Linked DNA regions of Mus musculus: all the other regions are linked to region 3. A link is a loop called in an ENCODE intact Hi-C map of the cell type or tissue named here. Cell type or tissue: heart. All regions are shown on one strand. Links, peaks and the distances in the headings refer to the core of each region. The heading gives the core; the rest is flanking DNA.

Evidence for each region. Peaks named below come from ENCODE experiments on the same cell type or tissue, not always from the same donor. Only the 100,000 strongest peaks of a DNase experiment are listed, where the experiment ranks them.
Region 1: a loop joins it to region 3, with 2.2 times the contacts of the local background. A loop is called at or near these places in 3 of 42 quality-filtered maps.
Region 2: it touches region 3 in a loop (1.9-fold over the local background); 2 of 42 quality-filtered maps call a loop at or near these places.

Annotation. Positions count from the first base shown.
Region 1 is chr1:90,055,994-90,064,186 of GRCm38, reverse strand. The region is part of intron 15 of Iqca (IQ motif containing with AAA domain); the gene reads left to right. Among named protein-coding and RNA genes, the nearest start is that of Asb18, 45 kb to the right of the region's middle. In heart, for the core only: a CTCF peak has its summit at 3,444 (motif pointing left); no DNase peak of the experiment used is centred there; H3K27ac peaks cover 319 bases; H3K27me3 peaks cover 889 bases.
Region 2 is chr1:90,287,551-90,295,743 of GRCm38, reverse strand. 2700003A03Rik (a long non-coding RNA gene) reads right to left here. Exons shown (of 4, transcript XR_003947931.1): 4 at 4,974-5,120. Among named protein-coding and RNA genes, the nearest start is that of 2700003A03Rik, 19 kb to the right of the region's middle. In heart, for the core only: a CTCF peak has its summit at 4,282 (motif pointing right); DNase peaks (open chromatin) are centred at 5,953 and 6,653; H3K27ac peaks cover 2,221 bases.
Region 3 is chr1:90,365,747-90,373,939 of GRCm38, reverse strand. All of the region lies in intron 1 of Gm34992 (a long non-coding RNA gene), which reads right to left. Among named protein-coding and RNA genes, the nearest start is that of Gm34992, 32 kb to the right of the region's middle. In heart, for the core only: CTCF peaks have their summits at 4,445 (motif pointing right) and 5,337; no DNase peak of the experiment used is centred there; H3K27ac peaks cover 1,167 bases.

The sequences.
Region 1 (8,193 bases), core at 1,185-6,184, 310 kb after region 3:
GAACAACTGGGTCATAGTGCTGCCCTGAGATGCCCAAAGTCTGGCACCATCCTCCATGTTTCATAGCCTGAGTTATGAACACACAGAGTGTGCCTGGGTCTCTTCATTCCTTACACGGCTCCTGGTGTGACTCTTGGCACAGCCAGTGACCTGGTCGTTTTGTTCAGCTTGTTAGAAAGTGAGAGCCCTCATCTTGATCATAGATAAGCGATTGCTGCACTTACCAGAATTATCACAACCGGACACCATGTGGACAGGAGATGCTAGATGTCAGGCCATTAAAATGTAGAACAGCACATCATCTGCCTAGACCTCTTGGTGTTGGGTGCCTGACACATACCTCATTAGGTTTCACCTTTGTTGTGTATGTAGCTGATTAATGAAAGACCCAGAAGTCTCAGGAGTGGGAGTCATTCAATTAAAGATGCTCCGAGAGGCCACTGCCTCCCCATTCCCCCACTCCCTACCCCAGCATGACTGACAGAGCAGCTATCTGCATTTAATTAACCAGAGGAAGGCAGGATTAGGAGCCTGCTTAGGCAAGTCAAGGGCAGGAAGCCTGAGGATGTAGCTAACTATAGAACCTAGGACCCAGGCCATGGCTCAGCAAGGCAGACTTCTGTAGGATTTGCTGGAGGTGAATAAACAACAGAACCCGCCAGCCTGCACCTAGACTCCGGGAGATGCTGGCTCTTCCCTGATGGCCCGTAGCTCTTTTCTTCCTCCTCCTGCACAGTGACGCAGCTGAGGGCCAGCACAAGAGTGAGGTCCTAGGGGAAGAGGGCTAAGATGGCTGCTCAGCCAGGAGGTCACATCTAGGTCATGCAGACATGCTAGCCTGCAGCCAGTGAGCACAGGATGCCCAAAGCTCTTAGGCCCAGTCTCTTCTCCAGGAGAGGACTCTGCCCATATATGCTCCTCTCCAGAGCTCGTGCTACAGTCCCAAGGGGAGCCAGACAGCTCTGCTCCATAGCTCCTGGGGATGAGGACTCTGACAAATAACTTCAAGATACTGCTGATATGTGCGGTGGTGTGACTAACCTAGATCTGTGAAGAATGTGACATATATGTGACGTGGGCCACACATGATCTCAAATGAGCTGACTAAATAAAGAAAGGAAGGGGGCAACTGCAAAGATGGCTCTGTCAGTAAAGTGCTTGCTAAGCATTATGGGAGCTTCAGATCCATCCCCTGTATCCACACAGAGAGCCAGCTGTGGTCATCCCAGCACCGGGAAGGTGTGGTCAGAAGGATCCCTGTTGCCCGCTGGTCTGCCCAGCCTAGCCTCATCAGCAAGCCCCAGAGCCCAGGGAAAAGTCACGACTCATAAAGACAAAGAGGATGGATTCAGGGAATGATATCTAAGGTTGATCTCTGGCACCACGTGCACATGTACATACATGTGTGCATGCACACATGAGCACGCACACCCACACAGGCATACACAGTGTGGGGTTGAGGAATAAGGAGAATTGGGAAGAGGGAAAGGGGGACCAGAAACAGGGCATCATGTACAGATGGTACAGCATCGGGCATGAAAATCAAGGGGCCTGGACTCTGAGCATAAGTCCTGACAGAGAGTCTGTCTGAAGGCCAGGGTCACCTTCCAGTGTGTTGAAGGCAGTTTCAGATTGAGGGGTAGGGTACAGGTGGATCCCCAAACCTTTTCCTGTGCATGTAGCTTGGCTTCTAGCAGTCTTAAGTCAATGGCAGGTTTAAGCAGGGTGTGTGGAGAGTGTACTGGACTCATCTCCACCACATACCGCCTCCACCACCAGCATCCCACAGTGCGCATGTGCCATGGTCCAGAACCCACAATGCCGTGCCATCAACATTACAAGGTCATGCTTGTCTTCTACTATCTGAGCCTTCAGAACTTAGTCCTGGAGGGGACAGAGTCAAAGGGGAGAACATCAGAAAAGGAGCCCAGACAGAACCATGAGGGAAAGTCCACCCCAAACTGAGGCCATAGTAGCTTGGAAAAAGGAAAAGACCACAGAAGGATGATAAGGTCCCTTGGCCACAAAGCCATGTGGTAGGTATAGCTGTGTCTGGCTCTGGGGAGAAGGGGGTTGAAGAGGGTGGAAAAGGGGGACCCATTTCTCCATGGTGGCACCAGTTATAACAGCCCTCCAAAGAGTTCCAAAAGAGAAGAGAGCGTCAGACTGTGGGCACAGGCATTGCCAGCAGGGTGTGAGGGGAACACACTGTGGACATTAAGTCCCCAAGTACAGAATCAGAGCTGCTGGTGTTGTAAATGAGGGTGTGTGTGGAGGGGAGGAGGTGACCTGTGGCCAGGCTTGGATGGAAGGATGCTTCTCCACCCTGGACACATTCAGAGGGAAGATGAAGTATTGATTTGGTTAACCCTGCCCCGGGGAGTCACTTGTGCCTGAGTCTTCGTCCCATATATATCCTGTTCTTCCCAAGTTGCCCCAGCATTGCTGAAGCCTGGAGCGAGCCCTTCAGCCCTTACGTAGAAGAGTGTGGACTGGGAGGAGCAGGACTTTCAGCACAAAGTCACCACATGTGACACAATGCCCCTGCATCTGAACCCTTTCCCTTTATGTAACAGCACCATTCTGTCCAGTTCCTATTAGCACTGCCTGCCCACAACACGGTGCCCACCAGAGTGAGCAGCTGTGCCATGAGTCCCCGCATCCCTGCTCCTTCTCTTCCTCCTCTGCCCTGCCTGTTTACCTCTATTTCATCAGTCAGGCTTCCAGTTTTAGGATACTTCTACTCTTTTGTTGGTTATTAGTTTCAAAACAAAGGTAGTCTCTTGCTAGAACCTGAAATCACTTCCTTGACTGTATACAATGTAGCACAAAAAGATAGCAATTAACAATAGAAATGTGTACAGAAGAGAACACCCTCACATACTGCTCAAATGGACCCCTATTTAGTAGGGTAAATTTAGAATGTGAACTCCCCCCAGTAGCCTGAACCCTTCCATTCCTCTCCAATATGACAACACCTCACATACAGACCAAGGATACTACATACCTGCTGGCAGGGAGGGGTCCCACTGTCAAAGGTCCCTCCTTCCTGCCAAAAGCAGATATCTGCCCGTATTCATGGAATAAAGAGCAAACACGTGAAGGAATGAGTGTGTGTGGTTCCAGCTTGGTAAACCGAGGCAATAGCTTAGAAAGCAGATGTTGGGGTTTACTGCTATTTTCCTAAAGTTCTCCATATCCAGGGAAGAACCCTAAAACATCCAGGGCTCATGTCTGTAACTTACATGATGTAAGCGTGTTCTGACGGCAAGCCAGTATGTTCTGAGGTCTGATGCCTGCGGTGACCATTGCGCAGTGTGCTCAGAGGACTCACAGGACTCAGTAATAGAGGCCTCCTTGTTTTGACGAAGATCAGGCTTGGTCAGTAATTGACAGAGACATTTGATATTTGATAGGACCGAAGAGCCCTCTGCTGGCCACAGAGTGAACTATCCCACACGACTTTAGACTTTAGAGGTTCAGTTACATTTAATTGGCCATGACCTCAAACTATCTGCATAATTTAAATGAAGCTTCTCCATAGCTAAGTGAAAATTAAAAGAGCAAAAGAGACCATTTTTCATAGCAAATTGTCAAACCTCTCTCTCTCCTCTCTCTCTTCTCTTCTCTCTCTTTCTCTCTCTCTCTCTCTCTCTCTCTCTCTCTCTCTCTCTCTCTCTCTCTCTCTCTCTCTCTCTCTCTCTCTTGTTAATTCTTACATACGCAAAAGGAGTATGGACTAGCAGACCCAAGTACTTACTGTTGTTAAACAGCCACCAAGGGAGAGACAGATAGACAGGCAAAGATTCTAGAAGGTTGAGGGACAGGTAGAGCCTCCAGTAACAGTGAATGTTGGGTTCTTAAGACATGCAAATAGCATAGGTGAGACCCTGCTGTTCCAGCCATTTGGACATCCTCAACTCAAGCCAAAGGAACCATGCTGAGCTGAGTCACCTGATTGCTCCGTTTGTTGTACCTGGCCACAGTTTGGTATGAAGCGTGATGGCTTTAAAAGCTTTTCTCTCAGAATGGAAACAGCTTGGCCTTGCACTTGGTGGGTTAGCAGACATTCAACTTCATCACGGAACTCCTGGGCCACTGAGGTCAGAGTCACCTTGCACAAATGTCCTGGCCCTATAATGGCTTACTGATCAGTGATTAAGTTGGTAGAATAATGCAAGATTGTGTTGGAAGGAACATGCCCGTTCCAGCAGGCAACTGGCCACATTCACCCTGGATTATTCTCCAGGCATCAGATCTCAGAACATACTGGCTTTGCCGTCAGAACATGCTTACATCATGTAAGTTACAGACATGAGCCCTGGATGTTTTAGGGTTCTTCCCTGGATATGGAGAACTTTAGGAAAATAGCAGTAAACCCCAACATCTGCTTTCTAAGCTATTGCCTCGGCTTACCAAGCTGGAGCCACACACACTCATTCGGCAAAATGCTTTTTAAATGATCAAATGGCCTGTTTGCAGCTCTGACCCCAGTTAAACAGTGAAGGGCACATATAGGATATAAAAATACAGTCTAGTATTTTGTGCCTTTTCAGCCTCCATCTGACATCTGCAGGATCTTGTAAACAACCCGCATTTTTAAACTGATGGGATCCACGCAGTGACCATGAACACCGTGAAGCCAGTAGCAGCTGGACCTGCTTCTTCCCAGAGTCAGGTTACTTGGCAACACAGCCCAAAGTGGGTAATAAACTCCATCCAAGACTAAACACTAGCATGAGATTGAATGCCAACAAGTGCCACAAGAGAAAGTTGAAAAGAACTTTGTAGAACTGGGCCTGGCATGGCCTTTTGAAACCTCAAAGCCCAGCCCCAGTGACACACACTCTCCCACAAGGCCACGCCTCCTAGCCCTTCTAATCCTTCTCAAATAGTGCCACTCCCTAATGACTAAGGACTCAAGGGGCCATTCTTATTCATCCACCACAGCAGCTTTCAAATGTTGCAAGGTGACCTAGTTGACCATTATTTATCGTAATCCCCAAGCCAGAAGTATTATCTACAGCAATGCTGATAGCAAACTTATCACAGAGTGACCATTGTGGCCTTGTAGCCTAAGCTGCTGTTTTGTGACAAAGCTTTGAAAGAGTATAAGAAAAAAAGAAAATGTGTGTTACGCTTTTAACAGGTGACAAATTAATGACCCAGGGTGTGCATGCTTTAGTCCCCTTGTGATGGTCCCTACCTATTCACCAGGGGTGGGGGGATGTTAACAGATGTGGCCTCCAGGAGGCTGCAACCTTAAAGCCACACAACCCATGGTATGGCTTCTACAAAGCCCTGTCCCTCCAGAAGTTATCTAAGGGGATATCAATCATGTTCCCCAAATGCTCATCTAAGCACTCGTAGACCTAGGGAAGGTCAGAAACTTCATTCAAAATGGGTTCAAAATAAGGTTAGAGCCAATGAATGATATGGTCCCTCATGCTATCATGATGCTAGAGAAGTACGTCTTCTATCTGGGGCTTGGGAGGTGGGCAGCCTTCAAGACAGTCCACATAGCAATGCTCACAGAGCCCCGGAACCTTCCCATCTCTGTGTCTGATGTGAAGGCGTTTGTAATGACAGGGACTGCCTGAAGACAGATGTGAGATGGACAGTCAGGGGCTCTGTGCTCTTAGACTGCACTGGTGAGTGCTGCAGTCAGAGACCTTCTCCTTAGCAAGCATGTCTGCCCAGCTGCTCTACTGTGTCCAGTTGATACAGTCTTAAGAGAAATCCAAGAGGAGCCCCACTAATGTCACAGTCTAGGGGTCCTGACTGGGTTTGTTTTCTCTGCCAGTCAAGGAAATAAAAGGCAGGAAAAAATCTGAAGAGCAACAGGCAGCAGCAGAGAAAACTGAAGCTCCACAGTCAGGGTGGGTGAGGAACCACACGCAGGCAGCAGGCACACAGAGGAAAATGCACTCTGTGAAGCAGAGGGTCGGGCTCAGAAGGGAAGGAAAAACTCCAGTCTCCTCTCAAGGCCTGGAGCGTCTAGAGCCTCAGAGTTTTCCTCCCCCACTTGGAGGTTGGTCAGTTTGAAGGCAGATATGGTGGTTGCTTGGCTGGAACTATTGTGTGATGTGTCCTGATCCTGCCTTGAATTTGTTGAGCCAGACCATCAGGAAGGGGGGCTGCTGGTGGGAGACTGAAAGAACTCAGTGGGGAAACCCCCACTCAGCTCCCGATTCGGCGTGCACCCAAGAATCACGAATAGAACACAACACCTTGATGTAACAACAAGAGGTATTTTAATGGCGGAGCTCCGGGTCGAAATGTTTCTCACACAGGAGACAGTGGATTCGACCACGAGGCTTGGAAGCTAGGGGTTTTTATAGAAAAGGAGTGGGGCTGGGGAAGGAATTGGCGCAGTTTCACATGATTGGTCCATTTAAGCATCAGCAGCCTGTAACATTTAACTTAGGTCAGAGGGGTGGGAGCTAGGGAGGCGATGGGCCTGCCCGGGCATGTCCTGGTCTGTTCTGCTATGCTCTCAGCCCCAGGTTTCAAAGCTCACAAACAACTCTTTGGGCTATTTGACATACATTACATGAATTACAGTTTTATTTCCTTTCAAGACAAAAGCCTACAAGGCCTTTGTTTTAGACCAACAGGCTTCTGCCTCAAGTCAGGAGGGTGAGGAAAAAGTCAGCCATCTTGGAAGTTTGCCACTTTATTACCTAGTCATAGCCTCTCTCTCTGCCTGTCGCCTACCAGGGAGTCTGTCTAAGTCCTCATCCCTCACCATGTCACCCCCTGTCCCACAGTGGTGGTTCTCTATGTCTCCCTCCAAGGTTGCCTTTCCTAGCTTTCTCTCCTCATCCCACGCCATCTCTGAGTTCTTCTCACAAGCTAAGCTGCCTAGATGTGTCTGTACTCTCCTCCCCAATTCACTATTTGCACATCTGCCTGAAAGATCCTCTTTGTCTTCTAGACTCTGTCCCAGCATGCTTCAGCAGCCTGTCTTGTCCCCTGCACTCCTGCCAAGGCCACCAGTGACATCCTAGCTGCTCAGCTTCCTGGCCATCGTAGCCAACAGCCAAGTGTTCCATCTTGCACCTGCATCCAGGATGGCTTGCCCTCCCAGACCCCATTTTCCTTCATCATTGGTTTCCTGGAATGGTCCTTGAGCTCTGTCCCAGCCATAGTCTATCCAACCCTTCTCTCCTCTTGCAGATCCTTCCACACCATTCTTGGATAATCTCCCTCCTGGACCATTGGTCTTTTCTGATGTCGGGTACCCTCAAGCTCACAGTGGCCCATGCTGACCTCATCATTTCCTCCTTCATCGGGTCCCCTCTAAGCTTACTGTCCTCTTGGTCATTCCATATCTACTTCTTGTATGTATGGCCAACTCTATGCCCCTGAGTCCATTCCAGCCTTCCCAGGCATGCACCGCTTCTGTCTTGCCTGCTCTCTTTAGAAGCCTCTATTCCCCTCCCACCTTGTCCTTCCCAGTGTCCTTCAGCCATTCCCACTGCCCCCAGAGCCAAGGTGGCCCAAGTCTGAGCTTAGTGCCAACTACGGCAGTCCTCACACACTGACCTTAACACAGATAGAATCTTGAAGTCTTCTCAGGGTATCCATGGCTTCTAACATATAAACAAATTCCATCACATGGCTCCAGCCTCTGGCCCCTTTGCGACCACCCTAAAAAACCTTTGCACTATGTGTCATTCCCAGTGCCCAAGAGCCTGGCTCCCACTCAGAGCAGCACAGGTATTTTCTCCTTCTGTCTGGGAACCTCAAAGCTCTGTCTGCTTCCATCTGTGCCTACAGTCTTCATCTCCCTTGTCCCTACCACCCTACAGTTATGAGACACCCTCTGCTGTCCTTGAACCACCTGCAGATTCATAGCTGCCCTCTCCTGCTTTCCCAGATCCTTGAGGTCCTAGCTCCTAGAAACTGGCCCCTACATTACTGATCTTTATGGTCCAGCCACTCCACACAGTGCCTCAGAACTTCTCTGCCCCCAGCCTCTAAAGGAAGGAAGAGAACATAATTTTCATTCCTAAATCCAGGCCAAAACTGAGAAAGCAACTCCCTCTCGCCCCCATGTCTTCACCCACCATGAAAAGCAGCCTCCGTTCCTCTAATCCTGCCTCACCGCCTAGTGATCCAGGCCTCTCCTCTCTGCCCAGCACTGCACAGGAAGGCCTGTGACCACCTCCCAGCTTCCCCACAGAAAGG
Region 2 (8,193 bases), core at 1,693-6,692, 79 kb after region 3:
CCTTCTCTGAGGGAGGGGCTCAATGACCATGTGATAAGTGGATGAATAAAGGCATAAAGACATGCAATTGAGTTCCTGGCCTACAAGTAACTGCCTTGCAGACTATCATATTTAGTATAGCTATAAAGGACATGATAATTGCATATGAAGTGAGTCACATGTCACTGATGAAAACACACACACACATACACACACACTCATACAATCATGTCTCCTCATTTGTATGCAGAAGCAGTCAGACCAGGTATATTTTGATATCTCTTTTTCTTTCTCTTGATATTTCGGAATCCCAAATGCACAGATGAGGCACAGATTCCAGGTCCATGTGGCTGGTCAGTGATGAGAAGAGAGATCCCACACACGGAAGTGGGGGTAGGACCCATTTTGTGACTACAAGTGCCATGGGATTTCTGACCTTCAGTGTGAATCAGAGACAAGATGGAACATCCCTCCTTTCAATCGCTGCCATGACTGACATGTTCTTCAAGTCTCTCCTGCCCAGAGAGATATAGAAAGGAGAAAAGCTGGCTTTCTGAAACTCAGCCCCTCTCTGAGGAACAGCCCTTGCTTATGGAGTCTTACATCTCAGGACTCCATTCAGGGTCTCCTCCATGGATCTCTGGAGAGATGTTGAAGAAAGCATTGCTCATTGTGCACACTTGTGGTCTAGCAAGTGAAGCCTGCATGCTCGCTGCATGTAGTCTTCCCTTCCCTGCAGCCTTTCTGTCACTGTGCAGCTCTGGCAGAAATCTGTTAGTGGAGATCTTCTAACTGCCTATGAGTGGATTTCAAAATTGGAGGAGTGTGTAAGGTCTGTCTTTTCCAACCAAGTACCCAATAGAAAGAAAGAAAGAAAGAAAGAAAGAAAGAAAGAAAGAAAGAAAGAAAGAAAGAAAGAAAGGAAGGAAGGAAGGAAGGAAGGAAGGAAGGAAGGAAGGAAGGAAAAAGAAGATAGAATCTTCCCCCTCAACTGAAATTAAAATAGGAAACAAACAACTCTCAAGAAAGTTTTCCTATTTTTATGTACCTACAGGACAAAAAGGCAAACTCTAAGTCACTGTGCAGATATTACCTACTCACTGAAATGGAAACTTCTGGTTCCTTTGAAAAGGCATTAGACAATGCTTTGCTGGGGCACAGAGGTGAAAGGATAACTCCACAGACAGAGAGCTCGAGCACTGCTTTGCCTTGCTCCGCCTCACTAGTCTTCGCTGATGACACACATGTATTGGTTGGCTTTACATTGCTGTTGACTTGATAAAGAGAAACTTGCCAAAGATCCTCTCATGAGGTTCCTGGGGCTTCTTGTCACTTCATCGGACATGAGCCGATTGGGAGCCTTGCTGTTTCTTCTGAATTGAACTGTCCTTGATGATTTGTGAGTGATTTTTGCAGAGTGGACTGCAGCTTCTAATTCATGTTTGGTGTGTGCTAGTGGACTGGACTGAGATCAGTGAAGATTGGATTCACCCCAAAGAACTATTTCTAAACAGGTCCATGTCCCCTGTATCCTAATAACCTTTCTTTTCCACTACCTCTGCTGGGTGGGCTTGAGGGGATGTTGAACCTTTATTAAAAAGTAGGTTGGAAAAATATTCACCAACAACATACAAAGCTCCACTGTTCTGTCAACTGGAACACAGTGTGTTACTCTTCTTCTGTCTGGGACAGGATGACCTACCGTCCTACCATCCGGAACATGGTAAATCCCTGTCCTTCCAATGGGGAAAGGATATCCATTGCCCTTCTATCTTGGATTCTTCCACATAAAATAGGATGTTCCACTCTTCTTCCATCTGGGGAAGGATTCCCCAATGTCACTCTAGAGAAGGAGGGGAAGGGAAAGAGGGAGAGGAGGGAGAAAGGAGAGAGGGACAGGGAGAGGGACAGTGGGAAGCCATCTCTGATCTCTCTTGTTCTACTCACCTTCACAAACTGCAGTGAGGAGACCAGGAGCTGGAAGGGACTTGCTCAGGAGGTTTTATTCTTAGTCATTGACAATTTCATAATGCACATAATCTATTGTTGATATTTTCACCCCCAACCCCTTTTCATTTTCCTCCAACTGAACCCCTTGTTGTTAACATGTCCCCATCTCCTAGTTTGCTTCATGCTGCTATGATACATCACTGACCAAAACCAACCTGGGAGAAAAGGACTTGTTTACCCCACTGGTGGGTTGGTGCTTTGTGATGCTGGCTGCCATTACAAGCAGGCTTTCCACTGCAGCTGCAGTGACTTTTCTTCTTTCTCCTTTGACCCATACCTGAGCAAATCAAGTTCAGACGACAGGAACTTCCCCAGAGCCTGATGGGGAGGGACAATGAGGTCCCCAGTGTCACCACCACGTTTCTTTACAGAACTGAGATTGGAGAGTTGGAAGTGGCGTTGGTGTTACTCATTGAAGAGAGTGGGAGGCAGGAGAATCCTGTGAGTTCAAGGCTATCCTGGGCTATCTCCGGAAGACTGTCTCAATAAGGAAGGTGGGAAGGGAAAGCGCAGGAGAGATGGGGGCAGGGGGAGAAGATGGCAAAGAGGAAAACAGGGGAAGGCATAGAAGAAGAAAGAGGAAAGGGGGCATTTGAAGAGAAGGAATGATGTCATAGGGTGGCCTGAGCACAGAAACCCTTCCCAGTGGGGTGAGGAAGCAGGAACCATTCTGCTCAGCTTCCTCCAGGCAGCTCCTCTAGGGCAAGCTCCCTCTTCCACCCCTACTTCCTTCAGCTCCTTGGCAGGGGTGAGGGGTGGGGTGGAAGTGGGTGAGGGTGGGGCAGGGGGTTACCTTCAGGCCTGCAGCTTCCTGGGCCCCTCACCACCAGAGATATTCACATGTATACAAGTCAGTCTGGGGTTGTTTGTTTGTTTGTTTGTTTGTTTGTATGTTTGCTGCTGTGACAGAATACCACAAGCTGAGCAACTTTCAAACAAGATAAATGAATCTCCCTACAGTTGTGTGGAGCTGGGAAGTCCAAGATCAAGAGGCTGTGTCTGGTCAAGGCATTCTTTCTATATCATATCATGAAAGTCAGACAACGAGAGGGCAAGAAAGAGACAGAGGAGTCTGAGCTAGCCCTTTCCTTAGCCACCTCCATGATAGTGTAACAGTAATAAGTCACTCACCAGGGCAGTGGCCCCACGGGCTGAAAGGTTCATAGCCTGTATACTGCAATGGAAATGGTTGTGACGTGACTTGGGGGCAAGCCATGGAAACATTGCAGCTTCTCAATGTGATGTCAGACAGATTCTCTGCTGAGACACCAGGGATGCAGGGATGGCTAACAGGGTCCCCAGCACCTGTGCTTTGACCCTGAGATTCCCCTAGCTCTCTGTGTTTCCTGTGGAGAATCCCCAGGTCTTGCTTTTAAATAAGAACTAAACTTCAAACCATTTCAAATTATTCAGAAGTAATCTGTCTGGTGCAAACCTGTAATCCCACGGGTGGGATGGTTTCATTTTGAAGGCCAATCCTATGGAAAGAGAGAAACAAGAAGAGAGGAAGAGAGGGCTGGGGGAAGAGGAGATGGAGGGGGAGGGAAAGAGGGAGAGGAGAAAGAGGAGAGGAAGAAGGGGAGGGGAGGGAAAGACTGAGAGGAGGGAGAAAGTAGAGAGGGAGGGAGAGGGAGAGGGAGAGGGATGGAGGGAGGGAGGAAGGGAGAGAGAGAGAGAGAGAGAGAGAGAGAGAGAGAGAGAGAGAGAGCCTGCCTTTTCTGTGAAAACATTAAAAAGGCCAGCAAACCTGATATAGGTGAGTGACCTTCTATAGAGATGTTTCTTTCATTGTTAATTATAGTAATCATAATACTATTGTTAAGGACTTTAGGAACTACCAAGTGGGTAAAGGTTTTTGCCACTAAGCCCACCCATCTGAACTCATTTCTCAGGACCCACATGGTATCAGGCAAGAACAGATTCCCAAATTGTCCTCTGACTGAATGGATATATATGCCTTGGAGCAAGTCTCCACTCCCATACATACACACAAAATAAGTAATATCGTTAAATTAAAAGGGAATTCTAAAAGGTCTCATCCATGATGTCATCATCATGGTACCGTTACAATATGCCCACAAGACTAGGATATCAGAAGTCTGAGGGACACACACATAGCACTAGATTGATCTGTGCCTCCATGGTACCCCAGATGCTTCCAGAAAGTGTATAAGTGATATACAGACTTCTGCCTCTGGGGTGGGTTGCAGGTCTTATGTTCTGCTACCTTTTGTTTATGTGTCTGTGTGCTTTGCCAGCAGTATGTCTGTGCACCACATGCATGCAGTCCCTGTGGAGGCCAGAAGAGGGCGTCACATTGTCTGGAACTGGAGTCACCAACTGTTGTAAAGCACAACCATTAGGCTGCTGGGTGCTGAGTTCTAGGAATCAAACTCAGGTCCTCTGCAAGAGCAGTGAGTGGGTTTGGCCTCTGAGCTATTTTGCCAGCCCCTATATTTTATGTTAAAAAAATGATTACATATTCTGGGACCTGAACTTCAGATGAGAAAAGAAAAGGGTATGAAAAAAATATGGAGGTTGTCAGGACATAGTGTCTCTAGTGTCAATCTGCCCCAAGGGACAGCTAAAGCTGGGGATTGTGAAGGAAGGGCTCTCATGCATGAGAGCCCAATCGTGGCTGTCACAAGACACTGGCAGAGCCATCCTTTCTGCAAGGACATCTGCCCAGCAAGTGTTCAACCTCAGACTAATGTCACCCTGGTTACTGATCCTTATTAGACAAAGACTGCTGTGTCAAAATCTCTGCTATCCTCGGAGTTCTCAGTCTGAAGGATTTCTCCCTGGCGCACCCTTTTGAAGATGCCAAAGCTTACACAGCGCACACTCCCTTTGTAATGCTTTACTGTCTCCAAACACAGTCACTGGGCCACATTTTGTTTTAGATTGACAGAAGAAAAGAAGTGAGGAGAGCCAGGGGTACCCAAAGGAAGGGAGGAAGGGAGGGAGGGAGGGAGGGAGGGAGGGAGGGAGGGAGGGAGGGAGGGAGGGAGGGAGGGAGAGCCCTGTTCTTCCTTGAAATAGCCGCAGTCAGTTCACATAAGTAGGCTCCCAGGATCAGCATAGGAGTAGTCATCTTGTGTCCTGTTAACAAAGGTCCTCACAGTGACTTCCTGTTTGGGAAAAACACAGATGTGTGTAAGTGTGTGTGTGTGTGTGTGTGTGTGAAATAACCCCTAATTCCCTGCTGGACAGTGGAGTGGGTTGTCTGTTGGTGCTCGTTTCTCCAGCCCCTCTCCAGTCTGCCTCTGTGTATCGCTACAAGAATGACTGCCTATCATATTTTGGGGTATGCATTCCTTTGATTCCAACCAGTGTAAAATGTTCCATCCCATATTCTCACACCAAGACCCGTCTCCTTGAGAACAGAAGAGCCTTTTACCCCAAACTCACGGCCACTGTCTCCCTCAATGAGGGTGTGCTCAGCACCATGTGTGAGCAGGGGCAGAGCCCCCTTTCCAGACACAGCCTTTGCCCCAGAAGCCATGCCTTCTGGCTCAGTAGCAGGAACACAGGCTCTAACCTGCTTGCCACCGGCACAGTCTAAAGAGAGTCATGCTGAGTTTCTACATGGAAGTGTCTGCCTACAAAAGCAACAAGCTTCTCCATCCACTTGAGGCTTACCACCTCCGAGGGCCAGCCAGAGAGAAGTACAGCCCATGAGAGAGAGACACCTCCAAGTCCTTCCCACCCCACCCCCACCACAGCCACTCAGCCCCATCCTTCCAGCCATGTAGCCTTGGAAACCAGAACAATTCCCCAAACATCCCAAGATTCCCACGCACTCAGGAACTCTCCTGGAGATGGGTGGGGGACAACAGCAATTGTTTTTACAGATGAAGGGACCAGGAGAGAGCAGGTTGGAGCCCGTGGGTTACTTATAGCTGGCCCTCCAGCTACTCTACACAAACCCAGGGAGCGGAAACCTGAGTGTGAGCTCAAAACAGGTCAGCAGGGCCTTCCTGGCCACTTCCCCCAAAGATCTATAGAGGCAGCCATGGCCGTGGAAGCCCTCCCCCATGGGCAGAAAGGCAAAACTTATCCTCCAGGGACCTAGGGACGCAGCACAGCCTCTGACCTCAGGGAGCAGGCTCAGGGTGTGGGCCGGCCAGATAAGAAAGGGGAGGAGGGGCCTGGGGAGGAGAAACCAAGGGGAGTAGATAGAAGCCCAAGACTTTGAGACACTTGTTTTCAATGCATAGATTCTCAGCATAACGAGCAGACTGTGTACTCTGCCCACAACATGCCCTGAGAATGGCCAAGTGCTGCGATTTTCTCTCCCATAAGCCCTAGGTGTGCTGGCTGAGGATTCAGCAGGAGTACACTCTAGTCAAGAGGGTGTAGACGCCCTTCTGAGTGCAGATCATCACAGGGCTCAACTGCCTTCAGTGGTGCCTGCAAGTACCTGCTGCTCTTAATGAGATACCAGATGCTTGACTCGGTGACTCTTTTCCAGAATTTTCTATCTGTACCTCTGTGCTTTCTGCCTGACACCCACTTCTTCCACAGACTCCTGGCCAGCTAACCCTGACTTGACCCTGGCCTGACTCCGTCCTGCACTCTGCTCTGACTCTCAGCTCCAGCCACCACCCCTGTGACTCACTTTGTGGTGAGGACATCTCCATGCCAGGGCCTCTGCCCAAGCAGACAAGCCCCACACACCCACTGGAACCCAGCATGATGCTAGGATCCCCCTTTCCTCTTGTGTGCATGTGGCACTGTGCCTGTGTCTCTGGGGACAAAGAAGCTTCCGAGCAGAGCATTGCATGGCAGTTCCAGGAAGACACTGCTATGTGGCTGGGCATGGGCCCACATTTCAACATTCCCATCCCATTCTGTATACAAGTTCCACCTTCTCAGGCTGCCTGGCATTTGTCTTGCACTGAGAGCAAAACGCAAAACAGTCTAGTTTTCCAGACACTATTTTAGAGTGGATGTTACAGTTTGAGCTAAGAGAGCTGACCATTATGCATACACACACACACAGGCACACACAGGCATGCACGCGCATGTGCACCCACATGCTCACACAAACATGAAGGAGCTTGACAGTCTGGCACAAACAGAACATGTCAGGGAAGCCACAGCCTATGTCCTGGTGCCCTGAGACTTGCCCAAAGCAGGAGGAAGAGGAAGGCTGGGTACCATTTGCATGTGTGGAATCCCAGAGCCTGAAGTGGGTACTGAGATGACTCTAGCAGACAAATGAGGCAAGGCACCCTTCCATGAAGGGGGTATGACCGCCTACATCCCTGAGGATCTGATGGAGTCCTGGATGGAAGCCAAATTGACAGATCCTCCTGTGAAGAGGGCAAATGATGGCGGCTGGGTGAGCTAGCGGCTTTGTCCTAGGTTGACCTGATCCAGGGGACTTAGGTCCGGATGGATTTTCTCCTAGGGTCTTGAGAATTCAAGGTTGGGATTGTCACTGGCGTATTTTCGAGGAAGGGAGTTAGCATTGGCATGTTCTTAACTTCAATGAAAAGGGGGCAACTTGTCTCCAGGGAAACTGTTACCAGGAGCAAAAAGTTTACGGGGGCGGGGCATGGGGGCAGAAGGTGTAACTTCAGAATGCTGGAGAAGTGACCTTGCCCTAGAGAATGTCACTAGCTACTAAAGGACACATGAAATGTGAAGCCTGCATTTAGTGTCTAATTTCAGACTTAAAAGGGGCTCATTCAAGGAGGAGGAGAAGACTTAAGTGAATTAAGAGTGAGCTTTATGATTGTGAAACAACCTCTGACTAGTGTGAACTTCTAGAACTAGTTTTTCAACAGCCAAAGCCGACAGGATTCAGATACCTCCATCTTACACGAAGTACTCAGAGAGGTGGCTGAGTGAGGGGGACACTTCATGATGTTCTCCATGAGGTCTTACAGAGTGAGCCCAGGCTTTTTAATCCAGCTAGAATATTCTGGAACAGTATGACAGCCAGGATCTGGCAACAGGGACACACAGAGAGAGTGGCCAGGCCAGGCATGAGCACAGAGTGGTGCTGAGGTCCCCAAGTAGCACCTGATTGCCAATGCATGAAAGTCACGCAGAAAGACCTTTGGGGTCCTTGTGACGAGTTGTACAGGGATACAGAATCAGACTCTGGGGGCTACAGTGCAGAAGTCTCACTTCTGTGGCACATCTCTTCGAAGTTTGGAAAACAGCTGTCCCCATAGCAAAATCTCAGTCCCC
Region 3 (8,193 bases), core at 1,344-6,343:
GTTTCCTATTTTAATGGTACTGTTTTCTAGTATGTATAGTCCCACCAGTTGCTATGAGAAAGGATGGCTATACATACACGCTGATAGCCTAATTCTAGAAGTTGTTAATTCTAAGCCCAGTGGGTCAGCCAGACCATGCTTCCACCCAAGTCCAGATGAAGGACCCTTCCATTTCCCCTTGTAGCCCCTGCATACTCCTGGGCATAGGGCAGCATAGCTCTGGGTCTTCCCATGGGATTCTTTCCCTTAGTGTCCTGCCCAGAGCCCACTCTCTGAGGAACTACCTGACTCCAAACTTCCCCTTTCACAAGGACCAGACATATTGCATAAGGGTCTGCCAGACTGACTTCATTTTGATCTGGTTATATCTGCAGGGGTCACATTGTGAAGTACTAGGGGCGATCAACACTTCCACCAATGTTTTGGGGGGATATCAGCCACCCACTAACTTAGTGTGCAGGTGGTATGAGAACTCAGATGCATGGTTAGCTCCAGGATCAACACCATGGCCATAGGATGTTCTCTCCACATTCTTCCATAACCTAAATCAGACAGTCTGGGGTCAGCACAGAGGATGTCCTGTGGCCACGAGCAGCTATAAGCAGTGGGGAACCACTGTGCCACGGGGGTTGCAGGCTCAGCAGGTCCTTCTGCCAGACATGCAAGCTCAGCTTCTGCACCCTCCTCACTGCCTGTGCAGCTGCCCTACAAAGGCCTATTACGATAAGAATTAATGTGAGAATCTGAATTGGGCACAAAACCCACTCTCTTTAGAAATCATGAGCTATTCTCCTTCCTGAAAGGAGCAAGATTGTGCTTTGTTCACACTGAGGCGGGAGAGAGAAAGGACTGAATAAAGAGGAACAATTCAAAAGTGCTGTAAAGACAAATGTTAACGTATGGAGCAAGCATCAGCTAAAAAAAAAAAGGCATACTCCATTTTTAAGATAATGATTTCTACTTATGTGTGTTTGCCTGGATGTGGGGATGCGCATGTGAGTGTGAGTGCCATTGGGAGCCACTAGAGGGCATTGGATCCTCTAAAACTAGAGCTACAGACAGTTTGGAATAACCAAATATAGGTGTTGGGAACCCAACCCAGCTCCTCTGGAAGAGCATCAAGTACTCTTAACCATTGAGGATTTCTCTAGCTTCATATTTTTCTTAAAGATGACAAAGACAGAATCATGTTAAGTCACAACTAGGGTCTCCAGGTTCTTAGTGTGATGAATCCCTAACCCCTAAGAGCCTGTTAACATCTCTGAAGAGTGGTTTATAGCAGCACAGTGTCTGTCCCTCTCCCAGCCTCTGACAGAGGAGCTGCCCAAGCTCTCAGAAAGGCAGCTCTGTGGCCCCTAGCCAGTTCCTGAGCCATGCTTAGCACTGCTTGCTGGTCAAGCAATTTGTGATCTCTTAGCAGGTGAAACTGATTTCAAAAGGCACAAATTGGGCCCCTTCCTGCTGTATCACCAAAATGGATTTGGGGAGTGTTGGGTGCCTGTCCTTTCACCTGGTAGAGACCCCAAGTTCTTACCCAGGACCACATGGTTTAATGGTCTGATGGTGGCAGTGATCTCTGTCCTGATGGATAGCTATTCCACAAGTGTGGTGTCCACTTGTTCCCAAATGAAGTCCTCCTCCTATCAGGTGTCCTCAGAAATTACCTGCCACAGGAGTGTGCAGTCTGCGGTCCTTTCTTCATGCTGATTTCTCTAAGCAACTGTACAACACCAAATGGATGCTCTCACTCTGTGGTACTGTCCTAAACTTTCTCCTCAAGCCATAAAGGTTTTCCTCATAAAGGAATTTCTATAGTGTTCTCAAGGGACCAGGGCCTTGGGGATACCTCCTTGATCTCAATCTGTTGTGATATTTGTCACAACAGATAGGTTCTCTCAGGGTCCTTTAAGTAGGGAGCTCTTCTCGGCCCAGTCCCCCTAAACAGACATGCTTAGGGCACTTTCACAAAGACCTTTGTCTAGGAACAGGCACACTTCTTCCCAAGTGTCCATAAAGAAATCTGCTCAGTCCTCTACAGGTTCTAGAATTTTCCACATGGATTAGATGCAATAATAACCTGTTTCCTCCTCTACCACTGACTTCGGCTTTGCCATCTGTCACAGTTTTTGTTGACTTAATGTCTGGGAAGACTTGAGGAACTGGCCTGTGAACATGTCTTGGAGGGGCCATTTTCTTGATTGCTGATTGCCGTAGGACAAGCCAGCCCACTGTGGGTGATGCCATTCCTAGGCACATGAGCCTGGCTGTGTAAGAAAGGTAGCTGAACAGACCAGGAGAAGCAAGCCAGTTCTCTGTGGTTTCTGATTTAGTTCTTTCCTCCAAGTTCCTGCCTTGAGTTACTCCTGGTTTGGCTTCTTTCAATGTAAGCTGAAATAACCCACCCCTACCCCTCCACCCCCATCAAGTTGGTCACATTTTATCACAGCAACAGAGAGCAAACTAGGATACTATTAAAGCTTCTGCTTGTATACAATGAAACCATAAGAAAAAACCCCAAGGATGCCGTGCACAACACTGTAGATGCCCAGTGTGAGACAGCGTTGTGTACACTCTGAGAGAATTTTCTTCCTAGGGGGACTCATCTTTGGTCACTTTAAGAGTATTGCAGCCTACTAATTGATTCAGGGTTTTTGCTTTCTGCCTTCTACCAAAGAGATCATAGCTAAAAAAAATAAGAGTAAAGTTCCATAAAATTAACATAAAATATACATGAATCACTGCAGAGTAAACTTACTTCTTGTCTTTCTCTCTTGATGGTATTGGAGAGGCCAGGGATAGTGGTGACCCACTCAAGAGGAAAATGGGCTGGAGATATGGTTGGTGTGAAACATGGGCTGGTTTTCTGGGGTTTGTGACTTTTCTATGTACACTCCCATTATCTACAGCCATCCTGGAGGGGGGGAGAAGGGGACGGGTGGGACTCTGACATCTGACAACAGGTGCCATCAGCTCAAAGGGTGTTGGGAATCATGACAAAAAGTTTCCAGTGCCATGACATCAGACAGGAAAAGAGTCGATAGCAGCTTCCCCAGAAGTTTCTCAGACATTTCCAGTACTCAGCTAACCTTGCCACGGCCCTGACCGTTGGCAGGACTGAGAAGTTGAAGGAAACCTTTTCAGACTATCAACAAAACAGAACCAGGCGACCATCCCGCTAACAGACGCTCCAACATGACCTTCTGGTGTCTCTATAGAAAGAGATCAGTCAGCGCTGTAGTTCAGTCTGAAAACAATCAGAGGGCAGACTGGCAAACGGAAGGGAAGAGGACCGTAGAGGGGCTGTAGGCACTTCACAATAGCATGGTTCTTTTTTTCTGGGTTTTATTATGTATGTGCTGTTTGCTAGATTTTGAAATTTTTGTGATTTTTAAAATTGAGTTTAAGTCTTTAAGTACTTAGGTAGTGGTGGCATATGCCTTTAATCCCAGCACTTGGGAGGCAGAGGCAGGCAGATTTCTGAGTTCGAGGCCAGGCTGGTCTACAGAGTGAGTTCCAGGACAGCCAGGGCTACACACAGAAACCCTGTCTCGAAAAACAAAAAAAAAAAACAAAAAAAAAAACAAAAAAAAAACAAAACAAAAAAAAAGGTACTTACCTAACTTAGCATTTGTAATTCCATCTTATTCAGGAGAGCCTCATGCTGACCATTGTGACCTGGGCACCCCACCACCTCATAGTCTTTCTGATGCCCAAAACCTGCATCCACTATCCACTTGGGGTCCCAGTGCCCACTAACCACATGGAACCATGACTGTCAGCCTTGAAGACAAGGTGTGAGTCCAGGGCACTCACTCACTACCCTGGAGTGGGGGTAGGGAATGCTTCTCTGAGACTTGTCACATGCAAATGGCATTGATACCTGTTTACCCAAAACCTGATTCATTCTTTTCTTCCTTTTCCAGGGGCTGGGCCCTTTCCCAATAAGGTAGACTTTATTGGAACAAGATGCAGCCCATGAGCAGTGACTGTGAGTGGGGTTGCTACAGTGATATTTTGACCACACACACACACACACACACACACACACACCGCCCTCTTAGGTGGGACTCCTCAGGTGTGGGAACAAAGTGACCATTTCCCTCCTCTAGCATCCTCAGCATCCTGGTGAAGGAGCTCAGACACAGGTGACCCAAGATGGATGATTTTCCCAAATGAGTGCTGAAGGCCAGCCCGAGATTTCTTTGAGTAAAACGGGAAAGTTAACAGTCCTACTGCCTTGCTGGGTTAGGAGGCACCAACAATCAAACTTGTACAACATAGTGAACACTGTGTCCAGAGCTCACTGAATGTTCAAGACTTCTGGTGGCTGCTCAAAGGGGCCACTGTCTGTGGAGCTTTGAGTAAAAATGCCCCCCCTAGGCACATAAGGAGTGGCACTATTGGTAGGTGTGGCCTTGCTAGAGTAGGTGTGGTCTCGTTAGAGGAAGCGTGCCACTAGGAGGCAGGCTTTGAGGTCCCAGGAGCTCAAGTCAGGCTAGTGGTTCCCTGCCTCTTCCTGCTGCCTTCAGATCAAGATGTAGAACTCTCAGCTCCCTCTCTAGCACCATGTCTGCCTGCATGCCACCATGCTTCTCAGAATGTTGATAATGGACTGAACCTCTGAAATTGTAAGCAGGCCACAATTAAATGTTGTCCTTTGTAAGAGCTGTCCTTTGTAAGTGGTCGTGGTGTCTCTTCGCAGCAGTGAAACCCTAATTAAGTCACTATCCCTGTTATTTCAGCAAGTGAGAAGTTTTGAAACAACAACCAGGTCTATCGGTGTCACCCAGGTCGTGGACAGAAGCGTTTTACAGTACAGGGAAAGTGACAGGCCCTAGAGAACGCCAGGGTGTCCCCCACAAGACTACCCAGCCATATTCATGGCTTCTATTAATCCCTTCCGATCCTGAGTGATCCCTTAGCTTACACCCGAAGACACCACGAGAAACTGTTCCAAAAGCACTGTTTCTACCCAGAAATACTGTGTCTGCAGGAGGCCTCGGCTCTGCAACTCCAGTTTCTCTGTCAAAACAAGGAAATGAAACTAATCTCACATGATGGGCCCTTACTGAACTCTTACTGCCTTCAAATGATCACCTCCCCTCTCAGGGGCTTTATAAACCATCAACTTGAATGTCATTTCTAACCCTGCTCTTAGCTCCAAGGTTGGGAACTTGCTGGCTTCCTCTTTTTATAGAAAGCATTATGTCAGAATCCTCCCTCGAACCGCAAGCTTTCCAGAAATAGCTACCACCGAGGTGAAGTCGGTGAAGTCGTCTAAAGTGAGGCCAGCCCTACCTAGCGGCGGGCCCCCATCCTAATTATCTGAACGGTTTTCCAGTCGTTCAAAATAGCATGCTGTCTCCACCTACGTGTCAGAGCTAAAGGAAAATGAGTTTCTCATATAGTGATTAAAAATATTCTTAGAGTTGGCTTTGGGGAGGTTTGTTTTTTTTTTTTTTTTTAACTTAATTACTCCTGTTTGCCTGAAAAGGATTTAGATCTGCAGCAGCCAAGGGTCTCGTGAAGTTCTTAGCTTCGGTATTCTCAAGGCACGGTTCTGGCTTCCACCAAATCCAACCCAGGGCGCTGGGCGCTGGGCGCTGGGCGCTGGGCGCTGGGCGCTGGGCGCTGGGCGCTGGGCGCTGGGCCCTTAAGGAGAAGACGACTTAGTAACAAGGGCTAGTGTTGACCATGTGGGCATGGGAGTTTCCAGCCTGGGGAAATAGAATAAAGTCATGAGCAGCATCTCTGGAGAACAGATGATGTTTCATTGGCCCTGCAGCCATTTTTCCTTCTTCTTCTTCTTCTTCTTCTTCTTCTTCTTCTTCTTCTTCTTCTTCTTCTTCTTCTTCTTCTTCTTCTTCTTCTTCTTCTTCTTCTTCTTCTTCTTCTTCTTCTTCTCCTCCTCCTCCTCCTCTTCCTCCTCCTCCTCCTCCTCCTCCTCCTCCTCCTCCTCTTCCTCCTCCTCCTCCTTCTTCTTCTTCTTCTTCACACAAGAACACATTGGTTTGTCCTCGGAAATACCTTCTGTCCACTCTGCTCACAGGTGAGCTAGGTCACGTGAGGCTGGTCCTACTTTGGGCCTCAGAATGAATCCCTGAACTAGGACAGGCCAGTGAGAAGTCACAACCACGCATCTGCCATGATCAACTAAGATGTGAGACACAAGCAGCAGCCCAGCCAGCTACCATCCTGAAGCACACACTGGGACTGATGAAAAGGCCCTGGTTCTTTTTTAAATGCTTCAGGATTGTATCTCTCATCTTTGGGATACTGAGAACAAAACTCAAACAAAAGTAGGAGCTAGAGGTGAGTTTCTTAACCACCATCTACCTAGCTTCAATTAGTCTCCTCAAAATCTAGATTTAGTCCTTGCTGGAATGTCCAGTCATTTGGTTTAAATGTGAGTATCATTTCTTTCAACTGAATGAGAGGACTGTCACCACGTTATCCACAAAGTGTAGAACACAAGAGCCAGAGTCAAGAGCCTTGTGGTGATCACCAGAGACAGTCATTATACACCGAGGTCCACTGCCAGGCACCTTGGAGTCCTAATGAGGACATGTCACCTACCTTGACAAATGAGTTGGGAACAGAAGATATGCATGCTACTTCCAGAGAGAAACCTGAGAGCAGACGGGCTTCTCAGGAAATTCTTTCTGCTGCCCTACCCACTACGGAAATATGGTGGTGAAACCTCCTTTCACCTGGGTCCACGCAGGAGGCACGACTCCATGCTCTAGCCAGGCAGTTGTGGACATTCACCACAGATGAGAGAAGAAAGAACAAAGCAAAGATCAAGGTTTTGGACTCACTGATATGACATTCTGGGCTTGTTTGTTACTGTAGCATAGCTTACCAGATTGGACCTATACAAACATCCAGCAAGAAAATTAATAAAGACATAGGAGGGCATGAGGTAAGGTGACTTTCTTCCATGTTGTCTTCTGGAGAAAATTTCCTGGAACCTCCACGTGAGGGAGAAATGGTTAGCAGGGTCTTGGTGGACAGATCTCCAAGGCCCATGAGGCAAGGAATGTGAGCATGCCACTAAAGCACAGATAAAAAAAGGCATAGAGATAGAGAATGGTATTCACCTATACCCAGGATGCCCAGAGAAATGTGAGAGAGTGATCCCAGACCAAGAGGAGGAGAGAAATGGAATTTTAAGAAGAATACAACAGTGATCACACCCAAATAACAGAAATGAATTGACTGATGTGAACTATGCTTGGCTTGAAGTTGTCTAGATGGTTCAGTGAGGCAGAGTCACATGTGCCTTACTCAGGACCCGCTGTTACCTGGGAGACTGTGTAAAGACCATAATCTCAAGGGTATGGTCATTGGGACCAGACTATATTATGTGTGTCCAATAGCACGATGTGAGGTCCTGGCTGGACATGGGCATCTCTATGACCATCAGTGTACATAATAATCTATCCTTTTGCTTGTGGACTTGAAGATTGCTTGTCATTGTAGTTGGTTGTTATATAACAAGTACCTCAGACCTTTATGCCTTAAAACAATGAACTTATTTGTTATATCACCATTTCTGGAGGACAGGAATTCATCATCAGGACACTGCGGCTCAAGTTCTTTCCAGACTGCATAGGGAACGTGTGGTTGGGGTTACAGTCATCTATCTAAAGTCAATTGAGACTGAGGATGTCAAGACAGCTCACTCATGCAACTGTTCAGAAAAAAATCCCCATTCATCACCCTATGACCTCTCCATAGGGCCATTCGAACAATGTTATAACATGGGAGATGGCTAGGTCCTCCAGTAGTCAGTGATGTAGAAAAGGCAGTCATGAAGAGGTGGTAATGACTTCTGGTTTTAGGCCCTCATCACAGAATTTAGACCTGGTCTCCAAGCACGCACAGCCCATAATTTCTGGTGCCATCTCTCATAAGGATATGGCCAGAGAGAGGGAAACTAGGGGGTAAAAAAATTAGACAAAACCATGTGTAACTCAAATCAGCCACTGGTGGTTTCCTTAGGGGTAACGACATCAGCAGACCTGCAGATGCCTGGGGGAAGGATCCAGAGAGAAGAAACAGCAAGTCTCAAACTCCGGAGGTAAAAAGAATTTTGGCATATTCTAAGTGAACAAAGGAGAGGACCTGGCAGAGCCCGGAAAGATGTAATGGACACCAATGTCTGCCCGGGATCAGTGGGACGGGTCCCTA